Regions from separate parts of the Homo sapiens genome. Here regions 2 and 3 are each linked to region 1. The links are chromatin contacts, found by Hi-C in ENCODE. All regions are on one chromosome and are shown on one strand. Each heading gives the region's core, a stretch centred on a gene start or an enhancer-like site at or near the end of the contact. The rest is flanking DNA. Distances are from core to core; before and after follow the strand shown. Region 1 holds the start of HMGN3 (high mobility group nucleosomal binding domain 3). Region 2 holds the start of RWDD2A (RWD domain containing 2A). Region 3 holds the start of UBE3D (ubiquitin protein ligase E3D).

Region 1 (4,925 bases), core at 811-3,310:
GTCTCCTTGAGAGAGGCAGACAGGGGAAGTAAGAATAATGGTTTCAGCAGCTCTGGCCCTTGAATAAACAGCAAGGAAGGGTTCCATCGTCAGGGTCCATTATACATAAAGTGTGCACACCTAACCTACTGTTTATGTAAACAATGGTTATAATTCCCAGGAAAAAAAGATGGCCTCCAGCTCACTTACTCTGTAACCCGTATCTTGATGATTAGTTCCTTTGTCTCTACTAGAATTTCCAATCCATCATTAACCCTCAGTCAAAATGCTGAAAATGGTGACATCACTTAATATCCTAATTCTAGTAAAACAGGGCTAGAAAATACCTTCATAAAATTAAGTTTAAATAATAAATCTCAAGTATTAGTGCTCTTAATATGCCATCTGTCTTCTTAAACTGGGAGTACCTTTGGATTTCCTTAATTCCTCTTGACCCACCCTTTCGTAAGTGAGTACGAAATGGGTGAGAATAAGACTTTGGCATCTATAGCATCTGATTAAATCTTTACTAGTAGTTATTGGTTGGTGAGATGCAGGACAATTTATGTCTTTAAGTCCCAGCTGAATGGGGGTAACACCGCTCAAGCTGTTTTCAGGATTAAATGAGATAATGCAAGTCAAATTCTGCACAGCGTGAGGGACACAGTATGTGCACAACAAACTCTAAGACTTTTAAACACTTTCAATTATTTTTAAAAAGTGGGGTAGGAGACAAGTTTCTACCCAATTTTTAGTAATAACATATAAGAAGGGGAAAGCTTTTGAATTTTTAAAACTTCAGTATTTTAAAATAATGCAGTCACTCTCACACACAAATTAGTCCATGGTCTTTGATAAAGCAAGACATTAGGTGTAATTTTGCTTCAAATTTAATACCCACACTCGTTGACACTGTTGGAAACACTGAGGCTGGCGGTGGGAGGGTGCAAAGCACTTGCTTAGGAACCAGCTGAGAAATCCTCACTGATTTCTCAGGGAGGAGGAAACCTTTCCCTTCCCTCCCCGGGACAAGTCGAAGCCCCACCCCGAGGGAGATTTGTGTCCCTGAATGTAGTAGTTGGTGTCCGGGGCCTGCGCAGAAGAGGACAGTCCGCAAGGGGCGGAAGACAAGACAAAAATGACTCCAGTTCGCTAGACGCGCAGAGGGGCGGATAGCGCGCGGACCCCGCCTTCCCCAACCGAGTGTGGGTTCCAGTCGCTGGGGAGGACCTGGTGGCCCCCTGACCTTGGACGAGCCATATTGGACGCCCCGGCGCCGTCCCGTCTTCCACGCTGCCAACTCCACCGCTCCCGCCCCGAACTGCGGGTAGGTCCAGGCCGCCAGGCCCCGCCTCGCCGGCCCCAGCCCTGATTGACACTGGAGTTGGTACATACGGGTCTGCAGCGGAGGCGAGCAGGAGGGTGAGCGCTATTTTAAACATGGCTTTCTCTTTCCCTTAGCCTAGGAGCCACCGCAGCGCACCCAGCCCGCGAGTACAGCCGCATGGGAATAATCCCAACATTTGCCTGATTTATTTTCTTCCCTCTCCTTACGCTTGTACTTGTTTTTCTCCTCTCGCTGTTTTCCCTTCACACTAATTCGCAACCTGGCAGTTTGCAAAGAGGAAACTCCCTTTCGGAATGGAAAGCCGCTTTTGCTTCTTGTTGTTGGGGGTGGAAAACATTCCAGCGAGAATGAGTTCAAAAAGAAGGGAAACCGCGTCACTGGAGAGAAAGTAACATTAAGAGATCGATGAGGACGGAGTGGGTAGGGGGGACAGAGAGAGGAACGTCTGCAACAGGCATCTAAAAACAAGCGTGGAGGAGCAAAGATTCCCAATCCCCGGGTTACTACCGCGCGCGTTCTGCGCGAGCCATTGCAATGCCAGCATTTACTGTAAGCAGAATTTGAAGGCTTTTGAAATCTTTTTTTGGTAAGACTTACCTTTCTCTTCGGCATAATGACTATGTCGGTGAAGCAAAAAGTAAAGCAACGGACTGGAACTGCTGGCGCCGCCGCTGGATGCTGCCTCTGCCTCTGCAGCTGCTCACGCGCAGGGCACGACGTAGCCCGGCCTCTTCGACCTGCACCTCCGCGGCTCCCTCTGGGGGCCCTCTGCTCGCCTCCCTGCTGCTCCAATGAGGAGCCCCGCCAGCCGGCCGCGAGGCCCCATTGGCTGAGGCAACGTTCTAAATTCCACGAGGGCACGCCCACCTCCGCGCGCGGTACGCGCTGTTGTAGTTTCCACTTCACCGAAAAAAATCTGCCTGGCGACTGAGCATGCCCAGTTCAACTAGTAGCCTCCAGGCCACACAATCCTGAAGTTTCATTGTTTCGCTGCTCTCTCTTTGAGATTGTAAGAATAAGAACAGTGTGTGTCTTCATAGGAAGGAAAAAGAGTAAGAATGAATACGTAAACTTTATAATGTAAATATATACACAGCAGGTACCTTATTCATTTCCTACCCATAAAGGCTTTTAATGAATGTTACATGGTGGGAATCTGTAAAGCGTGGGAAGGTACTCTGTACTGGAAGAGCGTGGCAACTTCTAAAGGCCTCAGTTTCCCCCCCTAGATATATAGTGACAACAGTCCCTAAAATCACTTAGCTCTAATTTTCTGAAATCTGTGATTATAAATCACTCACTAATTCAGCTAACTTCAAACTAGATGTGAAGACGAATAGGACATGTTTGTTACGGAAATTAGGAAAAGAAAGAACAAGGCAAAAACTGATTATTTTATATTTGAGACATATATTTGAATGACACCCGTCATGTTACACTTTATGCGTAATATTTCTCAAAGTTCTGCAAGGCATAAAATGAGCATTGCAAAAATATTTCTGAATTCATTTTATGAGACCAGATTTACTCTGATACCAAAACCAGTGAAAGACTTCAAAAGAGAGTTACAGACCAATATCACTCATAAACATAGACACAAAAGTCGTGAACAAAATTTTAGTAAATGAAACTCAACAACATTTAAAGGGACAATACATCATGACCTGTGGGGCTTATCTTGGGAATGCAAAGCTGCTTTTTTAATATCTGAGAATCAATCAATGTAATTGGCAGGATTAATAGAATAAAGGGGGAAAAACAATCCTTTCAGCAGATGCAGGAAAAGCGCTAGTGAATGGGTAAGCAAATTGTGATGAGCACATGCAGTGGAATACTATTCAGCAATAAAAAACAATAAAAAATTTTCCTACATGGATGAATATCAAAAACAAAGTGCTGTACGAAAGAAGTCAAATACAAAAGACCACACTGAATGATTGCATTCATATGAAATTATAGAAAAAGCAAAATTGGGCAAAGTTAGTTTCAGAATCATCTTAGCAGGCAAAGCTCACATCATAGGAAAATGTGTTGAAGCCTTACATTACAAATATGGCCAAATCCACTTTGGTAACACAGAGGCTGCAAATATGTATTAAAAATATCATGTATTAAATATGTATTAAAAAAGCAATGAAGTTTAATATTTCACTTTTTCTTTAGTAATTTTCAGAATACATTAATTGATCTAGTACTCTCCAGAGGTGGTTGATTACTTTCTTTTTTGGAACATCTTTATGAACTCATGGATTTTTACATATTTGGTGTGCATCAGTGTATTGCTATCATTATTATTACCTTTTTAATGCTCCTATTACCACATCTTTAGCCAATGCATACCCTTTCAAATTAGTGCTTGTGTCCTTTTGACATGATCTTAATCATTTTTGATAGATTCCCTGTTCTTGGGCATTCAGTGAATGACAATAGTATACTGAAACGAATTAAGATAAAAACCAATTGCTTAGAGCTAGATAAAAATTTACAAGTTAATAATTTTATCATTAAAATAATATTTATAATGAAGATGTCTTTCAAGATATTAATTTGCCAAATACTTGATAGTTAAATAAAGAAAAAGTCAGTGAAAACATTTTTAGTAAGATATGTGTGAGAAGGATACTGAGTAGCACTTGCAATCTGGACTGGATGGCTATTTTTCTTCATGGAGATGGAAAGGTGCCACAACAAAGGTAGTGCTAAGGTGAATATTTCTCCTCTGTGATGAAAAATAACTCACAAAATTGGCTTCTTTGTTAATTTTTTTTCAAAACCAAACACTCAGATCATCAACAGCAAACAAAATTGTGAATGTTTTTACTGCACACAATAAAAATGCTACGATGAAATTGAAGCTTGCTTGTTGGATGAAGAAAGCTGATTGTGAGGACCTCGAGTTCTTGGAATCTTTAGTTCATTTACAAGTTATGAAAATAACAGCTTCGGTTGAAAAACAACAGCATTGCTTATCTTTCCTTTGATGTAGATTGCACCTGGCTGAGCACTACTCTAGGAAATGAAGTGTTCTCCCTTGTACCTTTAGTAGCCTTCAAGATCTGGGAAAGTCAGTGCAAACCTCTACTGGTGGCCCTGGAGGTAAGAAGAGTAGGCAAAGAGAATGATTTAGCAGGTAGCTAGAATTCTAGGTTAAGAGATAAAGACATCTGGGCAGAAATGAGGGTGTCACATAGAAGACAGTGAGGAGGTCAAGCTGGTAAGAAGTACAGACTCATTTGTTTATCAATATATTCCACTGAGCATTTCTACTACTTTGGAATATCAGCCTCTAAGACAGTAAAAGTAGGATGTATATACTATCTTAGCTAAGGTAGACCTGGATAAATTAACAGAGTTACTGACTGAGACAGAAAGAAAAAAAATAGTGAACAAACTTGTTTTCCAATTCCAGCTCCTCTCCTCTTTTGTCCTACTCAAAACTGTTGGAACTGTACACCTACTTCACATTTTTCAATCAGCAGGGCAAAACCATTTATAGTGTCATGACTATCATTAAGGAAAAGAAAGAGACAGAGACATTGACAGACACACACACGCAAACACACACACAGAGAGAGAGAGAGAGAGAGGGAGAAGGGAG
Region 2 (4,925 bases), core at 1,534-4,033, 4.0 Mb after region 1:
CTAATATGGACACTCCAAAAAATGACAGTATCTTTTCATTCTTTCCACACCCTTAGGAATCATGAGCTTAATGATCATGCTCTTAAAAAAAAAAAGTTGTTTCACATCCAAAGCACATATAAATGAGAAGGCACATTCCTAGAATTAGAATTTGTACTTTAGGTCAATTTGCTCAGACACTAAGGCTTGGTCTTGTAAATAATGGTCTGCTTTATCAGGGCACTAAACCCATTACCTCAGGATTGTGGGACGCTGTTACCATGACTCCTATAGTGGATTTTGTCTGTTTTGACCTCAGGACAGCTAATAATCCCATGCGAAACATGACATGATCAAGATGTTCTGCCTTCGTTCGAAATCCAGCAGTCCCGTATTGAAGGATCAGTCCATTGGGCTTGGCGTGTAATGCTGAGTATTTTGTAATAGCACCTAAATCCATGTCTACAAAATTAAGAAATATTGTTTCGGGCATAACAAGTAATTTCTTAAGAACCATTTGCTTCAAAAACTGCCACCCCAAACGAATAGGTCTGTCTCATCCTGAACCTCCTCAAAGAACCCTATGTTTGACAGAGCAATGGGCAGGAGAGTAAGTCCTGTGGGTTAGAATTACCTACAAGATGTTGTCCAACTTGGTATGTCCACTCCTGGGCAGACTCAGGGCAGATAGCAGATTGTCCCCACTCTCCTCCCATTTTAGCTCCAGGACTATCCTGGACGCCGGGCACACTTAAATTGGTCCACTCTCAACTAAAATGAAGATTTTACACCTATTCAGAGACTCCAATGAGCTCAAAGATCATTTCATTTTACAAAAAGGGAAACTAACCTAAATTAACATAGATAGCTGGTGACGGATTGAGGCCTAAAGTCAGATTCTTGAGTGGACTGAAACTACATATCCCCAAATATCTGAGAAATCTTTGTGGTTCTTTTGCTATTTCTCCCAAACTACAGAGACATATTCTTAAAGGAAAAGCAAAAGGCAACAGTTTCTTCTCCAAGACTACCCAGATCTTTTTCCATTTGCTAAAAACAATCAGGACACCCTTCTAAGATGTTGCTCTAAAACTAGCAATATCTTCTTCTGAAAGAATGCCACCTTTTTCCTTTACTTTTAAAAATAAAACATCGGCCGGGAGCGGTGGCTCACGCCAGTAATCTTAGCACTTTGAGAGGCCAAGGCAGGCGGATCACCTGAGGTCAGGAGTTTGAAACCAGCCTGGCCAACATGGCGAAACCGCCTCTCTATTAAAAATACAAAAAAATTAGTCGGGCGTGTTAGCTGGCGCCTGTAATCCCAGCTACTCGGGAGGCAGAGGTTGCAGTGAGCCGAGATCGCGCCACTGCACTCCAGCCTGGGTGACAAAGGGAGACTCGGTCTCAAAAAAAAAAAAAAAAAAAAAAAACAGGCCAGGTGAGGTGGCTCAGGCCTGTAATCCCGGCATTTTGGGAGGCCAAGGCGGGCGGATCACGAGGTCAGGAATTCAAGACCAGCCTGACCAACATGGTGAGACCCTTGTCTCTACTAAAAATACAAAAAGTAGCCTGGCGTGGTGGTGCGCGCCTGTAGTCCCAGCTACTCAGGAGGCTGACGCAGGAGAATCGCTTGAACCCGCGGGTGGAGGTCGCAGTGAGCCGAGATCGCGCCACTGCACTCCAGGCTGGGCGACAGGGTGAGACTCCGTCTCAAAACAAACAACAACAAAAAATCGGCCCTTAGCCCACTAATACTGTTTTCTCTGGGATACTCCCATTAAGTGGAACTTGGGGTTTCCAACCTCAGTCAGTAGTTTTCCTTCAGTAGTCCATATACTACATTTCCTGGGTCAATTAATTCCCAATTAGCCCAGAGATGAGGAGCAGTCCGCCAGCTGCTAGCCTCATAATTTTGTTTTCTTTATTGTCCTTCATTGCTTCAATGAACAGAACTTGCAAGAAATGGTGAAAAATACTTGCTTTTGTCCAGTTGGAAAAAGCTGGCATTCAGTAAACTAATTTAGTTCAAGACAGTGATCAGATCTCTTTCCTAAGGATGAATACATATTTGTAAAAACTGAGCAGTCAGTTATGTGTCATGATTATTCATAAGAGTGTAAACCAGTCCTGTTAACTCCAAAAAGCCATTAAAAAAAAAAAGGTCCAGATAATATGAGTTCATCCTTTCATGCGTTTTAGGCCCTACAACTACTTTCAATGCCTCTGCGAATGCCTTTATTGAAAGCATATTTGCCAAATCCAGCGTCCACGCAAAAAGTTAAGAGTATCCCCCTACTCTCCATTCAATCTTCAAATCTCCTTGGTGCCTCTCTCCCGCCTACCCTCGAATCACCGCACAAGGGTGATTCCCGGCACTCCACCCTGAGGTCCCCGCCTAGGTCCACGTACCAGAGCCCCGGCAGGAGACCCGCGGCCCGTCCCGACCAGCCCGCCCGCGGGGCGCAGGGGCCTGTAGGTGTGTCCCGCGCGCTCCGCCGCTCGGTCAGTCGCCCGCCAGACCACTAGCCCCTCCGTCGGGCCGAGAATCTGACCTGTCCCGCTCCCACCGAGCCCTTGCCGACCGGTAGTCTCCCTTCTCAACTCCGAGCCTCGGGGCCCGGCTTACCTCGGTCAGGAAGCCCCCTTCACCTACACGCAGCGGAGAAGCGCCCAAGCAACAACGTCTGCACCCAAACCCAGTCCTCAGAACCGCAGACGTGGCCCTGCGTGGCTTCCGGCTCGTCGCCACGCCCCCTGGCCAATCACGGCAGAGGACTATCCGCCAGCCCCGCCCCCGCCTCGCCGCAGGTCGCGCGCAGCTGGCGCCTGAGGAACTGCGGCTGCGGTTCCGAGCGGGGTCTGGGGCTGTTACCATTGAGTGACCAGAAAGGGTGAGGCCCCCGCGGTGGCCCGGGGGTTGGGGCCGAGGGTCGCGGGCCCTCAGAGCACTGCGGCCGCGGAGGCACAGCCTCCGCCTCCAAATCCGGGCCTCTGGGGGCGGCAGGCCCTGCGTTCCTGGGAAGCCGGGGTTCCTAGTGGTCTTGGCTAGGGGCGGGGGTGGGGAATCAGCCCCGTCGCTGGGCCTCGGACAGGGCGACCTCGCCCACAGTGAGCGCCGCCGGCGGCCCGCATCCCCCTCTCCGACGTCGAGGTCATCTCCCAAACCTTTGAATCTGGGAAGCCTTCTCCGGCTGCCGTCTCCCCGGGTACCCCCTTCCCCCAGCTCACTGTAAACATCTTTTATTTAATGACCTCTGAGACACCCCCTACCCTTATCCTGGGTCCCTCGGGGCAGAGGCCAGTGAATCGTAAACGTCCGGAGCCCTGGAATGCGGCCCAAGCGAAAAGGCCACCGCGGTGTTGGGGGGGGGCGGTCCGCGAGTCCAGGACCGAGGGGTGGCGACTGGCGCTGGGGAACTCGGAGCCCATCCTGCTGGCACTGCGGCCTCTCTCGCCGCAGCGTCTGGCTCCGCCCAAGCCCGAGCCCCGGGTGGGATTGGAAGCCGGGCCCCAGCCTTTCCCAGAATTCAGGCTTGCAGAGCGTCTGCAGGTGTCTGCCTGCCACCTGCAGCGGGACAGTTCCAAACACCTGTTGAAAGTGCAGATTCCCCTATCTAGTGCGGGGTGCGGGAGGCGGGAACCCGGAGCCCGGGTACGCAGAATATGGGTTTTTACGGAGTGTTTTAGAGGATGTTGTGCATACTAGATTTTGGAGTCAGGAAATAAAGAAGAGTGCAAGTGTCTGGTTTGTGCCCCTAGCTCTCGGTGCAAAGCGTTCCTGCAGAATTGCTTCCACGTAAAGGGACCTTCGGGAAATTTCGCTGGATACCGGCTGGCATTGACAAACCCAGCGTCCCTGAGCCTTGTGAGGTTTCCAGGCAGGCTGATTGCGAGGCAACATGTCTGCTTCGGTGAAAGAAAGCCTTCAGCTTCAGCTACTGGAGATGGAAATGCTGTTTTCTATGTTTCCTAACCAAGGAGAAGTAAAACTTGAAGATGTAAATGCCCTGACGAATATAAAGAGGTATTTGGAAGGCACAAGGGAGGCGCTGCCACCAAAAATCGAATTTGTAATTACACTCCAGATTGAAGAGCCCAAGGTAGGTACCCTGATTTAAGTGTTTGCCAGGTGCCCAGTTTTTAATTGAAACATCTAGAACATGAGCTTTCTGTCAAGGAAAGATAGAAATATTCCAGGTGCATATTTCCTTGTTTGAAAGATACGGAATGCTCTATAAATTGTCTTCAGTAAATATCTTTAATTTTATGTAAACATATACACCTTTTTAACAAATATACCTGGAGTTTTTATTGACGCTATCTTGCAGTCTTATGCCATTATTATTTTGTTCACCCATCCAGTTGGACTACCTTTCACATGTATCATGATTTTCATAAATCTAAATATCTCCTGTAACATAACTGTCTTTTAAGGAGTGAATGAGTGGATTTTTTGATGGCACCATAACACAGAAAGCAAATATGGATGGAAAAATCTAAAGACTAAAAATGAATTTACCTCCATCTTCTGATCCATTTATCTCCAGCAACATTAGCATAGCATAGGTAATACGTGGACTGGGCATTTGAGAACCACTGTTGTAGCTATTTCCTACTCATCCTTCAGTTGTTATTCCCTCAGAGGAGACTTTCTGGTTCTCCAGACTGGATTCTGTCCCGCTGGTTACACACTTCAATGGAACCCTCCACTTTTCCATGGTAATGCTTTTCACAATTGAAATTAAATACTTGCTATATGTAATTATTTGTTTAATGTGTGTCTCCTTCACTAGGCCCTGGACTTCATGAAGGGCAAAAATAGTGTCTGGTTTATTCACTTTTTTATCCCAGCACAAGGGCACCTGGCACACGTAGTTGTTCAATAAATATTGAAATAATGCATAAAAGGAAGCAATCATGTATGTAAAGTACCTGGTACATTTAAT
Region 3 (4,925 bases), core at 753-3,252, 3.8 Mb after region 1:
TAACATGCACATCTATCCTATGACCCAGAAATTTCACTCTTAGGTACTTACCTAAAAAGAAATGAAAATGTATGTCCAAAAAAAGATTTATACAACAGTGTTATGACAGCTGTATTCATAATAAGCAAACTCCAGAAACAAGAAAAACATCCAGCAATAGGAGAACAGATAAATGAATTGTGGTATATTCATACAATGGAAAACTTAGCAAGAAAAAGGAATGGACTACTGATATATGCAGCCACATAGATGGAACGTGAATCTGAAAAATATTATGGAAGGAATGCAGCCAGAAACAAAAAAGTATATATTGTATGAATCCATTTATAAGTAGTTCAAGAAATGGCAAAACTAAGTCCAGCAAAGTTAGGTTTCTTTTTTTTTCTTTTTATTTTTTATTTTTTGAGACGGAGTCTCTTTCTGTTGCCAGGCTGAACTGCAGTGGCGCGATCTCAGCTCACTGCAACCTCCGCCTCCCGGGTTCACTCCATTCTCCTGCCTCAGCCTCCTGAGTAGCTGGGACTGACTAAAGGTGCGCGCCACCACACCCAGCTAATTTTTGTATTTTTAGTAGAGACAGGGTTTCACCATGTTGGCCAGGATGGTCTTGATCTCTTGACCTCGTGATCCGCCCGCCTCAGCCTCCCAATGTGCTGGGATTACAGGCATGAGCCACCCGGGTACCTTGCCTAAACAAAGGAGAGTAGTCCAAGGGAACTGTGAAAGGCCCCTGCATGAGAGGAAGGGAGGGTTTGTTGTGTGTGTGTGGTTTTTGTTTTATTTTGGTAGGGTTTGGGTTCCTAATTACTCTACAAGGTGCACCAGAATTGGAGATATTTGTCCAAATTCATAAATTTTGAAAGAGAAAAAGAAATACATTCAGAGTACTATTATTCCCATTTCAAGATTGAAGAAATTCAGATTAAATTATTCTAATTTCGTGAGGAAGCTAGCATTTGAACTCAGTTCTCACGCCATATTCCAAATTGCCACACCAGATATCTGGCAGATTTAGGGAAGAGGAAAAAATTAAGCATCAATCTACCTGTGGCACCGTGTAATACCATTCTCAGGATTTTAACTTCTAACTTACTCTCTTTGAAACAGCGATCACAAAGGAATAGACAAGGGGACCACAAATCATTAAAACTGCTGTCAAACAAAATAGAGAACATTTTTCCTAAAAGTTATTTGTGTAGCGAATAACAAGTTTGACGTTCTCACTGGAAGGAAGAATATGAATAAATGAACGAGCTCCAGTAAGAAGTCTACAACCTGTCTTAGTGGTTCACTAAACTCACGTTTATTGAATGATTGTGTGGTTTCTCTGCAAAGAGCAGTTTTGGACGAAAAGACCCGAGGTTATTTACAAAACAAGAAGCTCACATAGGAACTGATCCAGTAAGGAGGATCCCGAAGAGAGACAGACAAATCATTTTTTGCATTGTTTTGTTGGAAACGCCGGGCACTGCCAACAGTGTTTTACATCACTGTTCCTCAAATTTTAATGTGCATTTGATTCCTGGAAATCTTGTTAAAATATAAGTTTTGATTCCATAAGTCTGGTGTGGAGCTGAGACCCTGAATTTCTAAAAAGCTCCCCAAAGATACCCACACTGTCAGTAGGGGTGGGAGTGGCGGAGCCGACTACAGGGGAAAGCTTCACTTTGAGTGATCGAGAGGCTCTACGCAACTGGAAAGAAGAAACTCAAAATCCCTCGTACAGAGAGAGACTCACCAGCCCCCGACCCCCGGGCAGCAGTAAAGCGAGCTGGGCACTGCGCCTAGAATCCCAGTTCTTACCCCAGGATCAGAAGCGCGCTCTGCAGCTGTCCCCGCACCTCCAGAAACACGCGCGTCTCCGCCGCAGAAGCCGCCATGGCAGGCTTCCAGTCCCAGACCGGACCAAGCTGGAGGTTCCGAGGGGCCCGGGTCAACAGGACCAGGAGAGGTTCCACGTGCGGACCAACCAGCGGCAGCCCCGCTGCGGCGCAGGCGCCTGTGCCAGATCGCAGGGCTGGCGCCGCCTACCAGCTCACAGCGCCACCTGCCGGCCGGAGAGTGCACCACCGAGAAGGCGCGTGACCCCGGAGGCCGGGGCGGGGCGCGCATTTTCAAAACCAGGCTTTGGCCCAGAGTGCTGAGAAAGGTGGGCGGCGAGAGGCTAGCTATCGCCCCACTCTGCTTCTTATGAGCGTGACTTGGCGCGTTAGCATCCCTGGAAATGACCATAAAAATCAGACCCAGGGTTCACACCTTTGGCTAGCTCGAAGGGAGGGAGATGATGGAGGCAAGTGTTACAGGTGGGCTTTGTCCCCAGGAGATGCAAGAACAGAATTCCCGGCCCCAAACCCACTTTATCTTGGTCTCTTTATGAACAAGGGTCGTTTGTTAGCCTCTATCTAAAGCGACAAAATTTTCAAGAATTGACTTGCCATTGCTTCTCAACTTAGACAGGATAGCTCCAAAATTGAAACAGGTGCAAAAATATAAGGAAGTTCTTTGTTACCTAATGCAGAAGAGTGTGGCTGAAGTCTATCAGGACTAACCATTTTTTAGGGGGTAAAAAAGGAAGATGAGAATGATTACGTATGTACAGCTCCACTATTCACTTTCACAAAAGTAAAAACTAAGAGAAGTTGGAGAAGTTTACTACCAGAAGATAGTTTTGAAAAGTTTGACACAGTAAAGAACCTGGTATAATGTAAATACTTATAATGAAGAACTATTAAAATATAAGACCGGGTAGAATTACAATAGGGCTTCTTAAAAACAAGGAGCTGCTTTTATTTATTTATTTTTTTTCGGAGTCTCGCTCTGTCGCCAAGGCTGGAGTGCAGTGGCGCGATCTCGGCTCACTGCAACCTCTGCCTCCTGGGTTCAAGCGATTCTCCTGCTTCAGCCTCCCGAGTAGCTGGGATTACAGGCGCACGCGCCACCATGCCCGGCTAATTTTTCTGTTTTTGGTAGATCCGCCCACCTTGGCCTCCCAAAGTGCTGAGATTACAGGTGTGAGCCACCATGCCCAGCCTAAACCATAAATAAATTCTAAATAAATAAATCCTGTCATATATTTTAAGATAATAGCTTGACAATTTTTCTAAAATCAGTATTTGGGGTGATTAAAGTTTATTATGTTGATGCACAAATTATTATATCTATCACAATAATTTGAAGTTATAGATGGAAGCAACAACTCACTTAAAAAAATAAAGTTTACTATTATTTGGTCTCAAATAATTCATCTATTTGAAGGATGATGATTTCAACTCTTCATATCTTCCACCTTTAGTACCCGAGGCTATTGAATGCTTAAATATTGACACATTATATTGAAATATACAACTTCCGTAGCACAACTTACTCTTTATAATTGTTTTGTTAGCTTAAAAGATTTTTATATATTTAGTTACGTATTTGTAAAAACTTTCATTTTTTTACGGTATGGTGTTGGCAAAACGGTGCAATTTACCTTGGAGTAACTAGATATGATTGATAGAGCTCTAGACTCAAAATAGTTCCAAATCTGACACCAACTACTTGTCTCCTAACTTCACAAGTCTCCTAACCTCTCTGGGATGCAGGTTACTCATATGAAATATTGAGAAACTATTCAAATAATATTTAAAAGCTGTTTTCAGTTCCTATTATCTCTTCAAATGAAAACATCTGCTAACCCCCTTTCTAGCCACTCCTGAAATTGGTAGCCATGGCCGCTTCCCGCGACAGTCCACTTGAGGGCGCTGTGGCAACAGCTAGCGCCGGGAGGCAGGAAGCCGATCGGGGGCGGGGATCGAAGGCCTCAGACGTCGACGCCGGCGTGGGCGCGAGCACGGTGCACTCTGGGAGCTGTCACTAGGCCCTTCGGCTCCCGGTCTCGGTGTAGCTGCCGTGGTTGCCAGGAGAGCTGCGCCGGCGAGAAGCGGCCGAGCCAGCAGCAGGTAAAAGCGTCCCTGCCCCCAGTGCGGCCGCTAGGCTGGTAGCCGGCTCCGAGCATCCTTCTCGGCCCGGCTAGGTCCTGAGCCGCGGGGACGCCTTGCGAGTCTGACTGCTGTGGCGTCGGGGGTGTTGCCGCTCCGGCCCCGCCAGGAGCTGCGAAGCTGGTCGGCCGCCCTCTGGTTTACGGGGAGTCGGGAGCTGCGCGGGGACTGGAGGGCCAGGGCTGGGGCCGGGGCCTGGGCCGGGCAGAGGCGCGAGGGCGGCCCCAGGTGAGGGAGGCCGGAGGCGGGGCCGGGGAGCCGGGGACAGGTCCCGAGCCTCCCCTGCTGGGGCGGAGCGGTGCGCAAGGCTGGGGCAGAGGTCGCACCTGTGCGATGGAGGCGTGCGGAGTACCCTCTTTGTTGAAGGAATCGAGGCGTTGTGCCTTCTCGGCTGGTGGGTTCTTTTAGCATTGAGGAGACACGTAGGCCCGCGATGGTTCATGTTCTCCGTGGGGCTTAGAAAGGAGTACCGAAGTTTATTAAGAGGAAGTCAGAAGAGTCAAACGGGTGTTGTTAACAATTATCACCTTTGATTCCTAAGCCTTTTAAAGTTGCAACATAACAATAGTCACTTGTTCGGGCCTCCTCCATTCCTGTACCCTGAGGGGGGCGGGGAATGGCACACAACTATTTTTCTTAAGCTAAGTAAATTGTGTTTGAACATTTTTACACTATCTTAGAGTTCTATGGCGTTTGAGAAATGTAAAGATTGGGAAAATGACTTCGACTCCAGCTAAAGCAGTCAAAAAAAATGATAATTACCAAAAATGTAGGAAACTGTTTGCCTGACAAATAGGCCCTGAACTGTAGAGAGAGAAAAATCTGTTTTGATGTTGTTGGCCATTGTCTATGCAGACATAAGTTCTCACATTTTAATTTTGTTTGTGGGTATTAATATGGTCTACAGTGAATAACATACGTCGGCATTATGTGCTAAGTAACTCA

The links. Hi-C counts contacts between places; a loop is a spot of excess contacts on that map. Pooled maps may share reads with other maps.
Region 2: a loop to region 1 is called in a map of B cell, with 8 times the contacts of the local background. The contact joins the promoter of RWDD2A here to the promoter of HMGN3 in region 1. A Hi-C loop is called at or near these places in 2 of 168 maps with a recorded cell type or tissue (B cell and naive thymus-derived CD4-positive, alpha-beta T cell) and 10 of 50 pooled maps.
Region 3: a map of CD4-positive, alpha-beta T cell shows a loop between it and region 1 (8-fold over the local background). The contact joins the promoter of UBE3D here to the promoter of HMGN3 in region 1. A Hi-C loop is called at or near these places in 3 of 168 maps with a recorded cell type or tissue (CD4-positive, alpha-beta T cell, naive thymus-derived CD4-positive, alpha-beta T cell and thyroid gland), 1 of 37 single-sample maps with no recorded cell type and 10 of 50 pooled maps.

The regions. Positions count from the first base shown.
Region 1 is chr6:79,232,622-79,237,546 of GRCh38, forward strand. It overlaps HMGN3 (high mobility group nucleosomal binding domain 3), which reads right to left and starts at 2,061. Exons shown (of 7, transcript NM_001201363.2): 1 at 1,925-2,061. The coding sequence starts at 1,939. HMGN3-AS1 (HMGN3 antisense RNA 1) reads left to right here and starts at 1,053. Exons shown (of 2, transcript NR_040671.1): 1 at 1,053-1,306; 2 at 1,441-4,179. RefSeq lists enhancers at 599-1,389, 1,390-2,179 and a silencer at 1,337-1,386.
Region 2 is chr6:83,190,574-83,195,498 of GRCh38, forward strand. RWDD2A (RWD domain containing 2A) reads left to right here and starts at 2,784. Exons shown (of 3, transcript NM_033411.5): 1 at 2,784-2,870; 2 at 3,739-4,079. The coding sequence starts at 3,879. PGM3 (phosphoglucomutase 3) reads right to left here and starts at 2,692. Exons shown (of 13, transcript NM_015599.3): 1 at 2,606-2,692; 2 at 236-441. The coding sequence starts at 439. RefSeq lists silencers at 2,343-2,412, 2,713-3,082 and an enhancer at 2,655-3,154.
Region 3 is chr6:83,063,839-83,068,763 of GRCh38, forward strand. It overlaps UBE3D (ubiquitin protein ligase E3D), which reads right to left and starts at 2,003. Exons shown (of 10, transcript NM_198920.3): 1 at 1,804-2,003. The coding sequence starts at 1,880. DOP1A (DOP1 leucine zipper like protein A) reads left to right here and starts at 3,833. Exons shown (of 39, transcript NM_015018.4): 1 at 3,833-3,941. RefSeq lists enhancers at 3,642-3,711, 3,742-3,891 and a silencer at 4,062-4,331.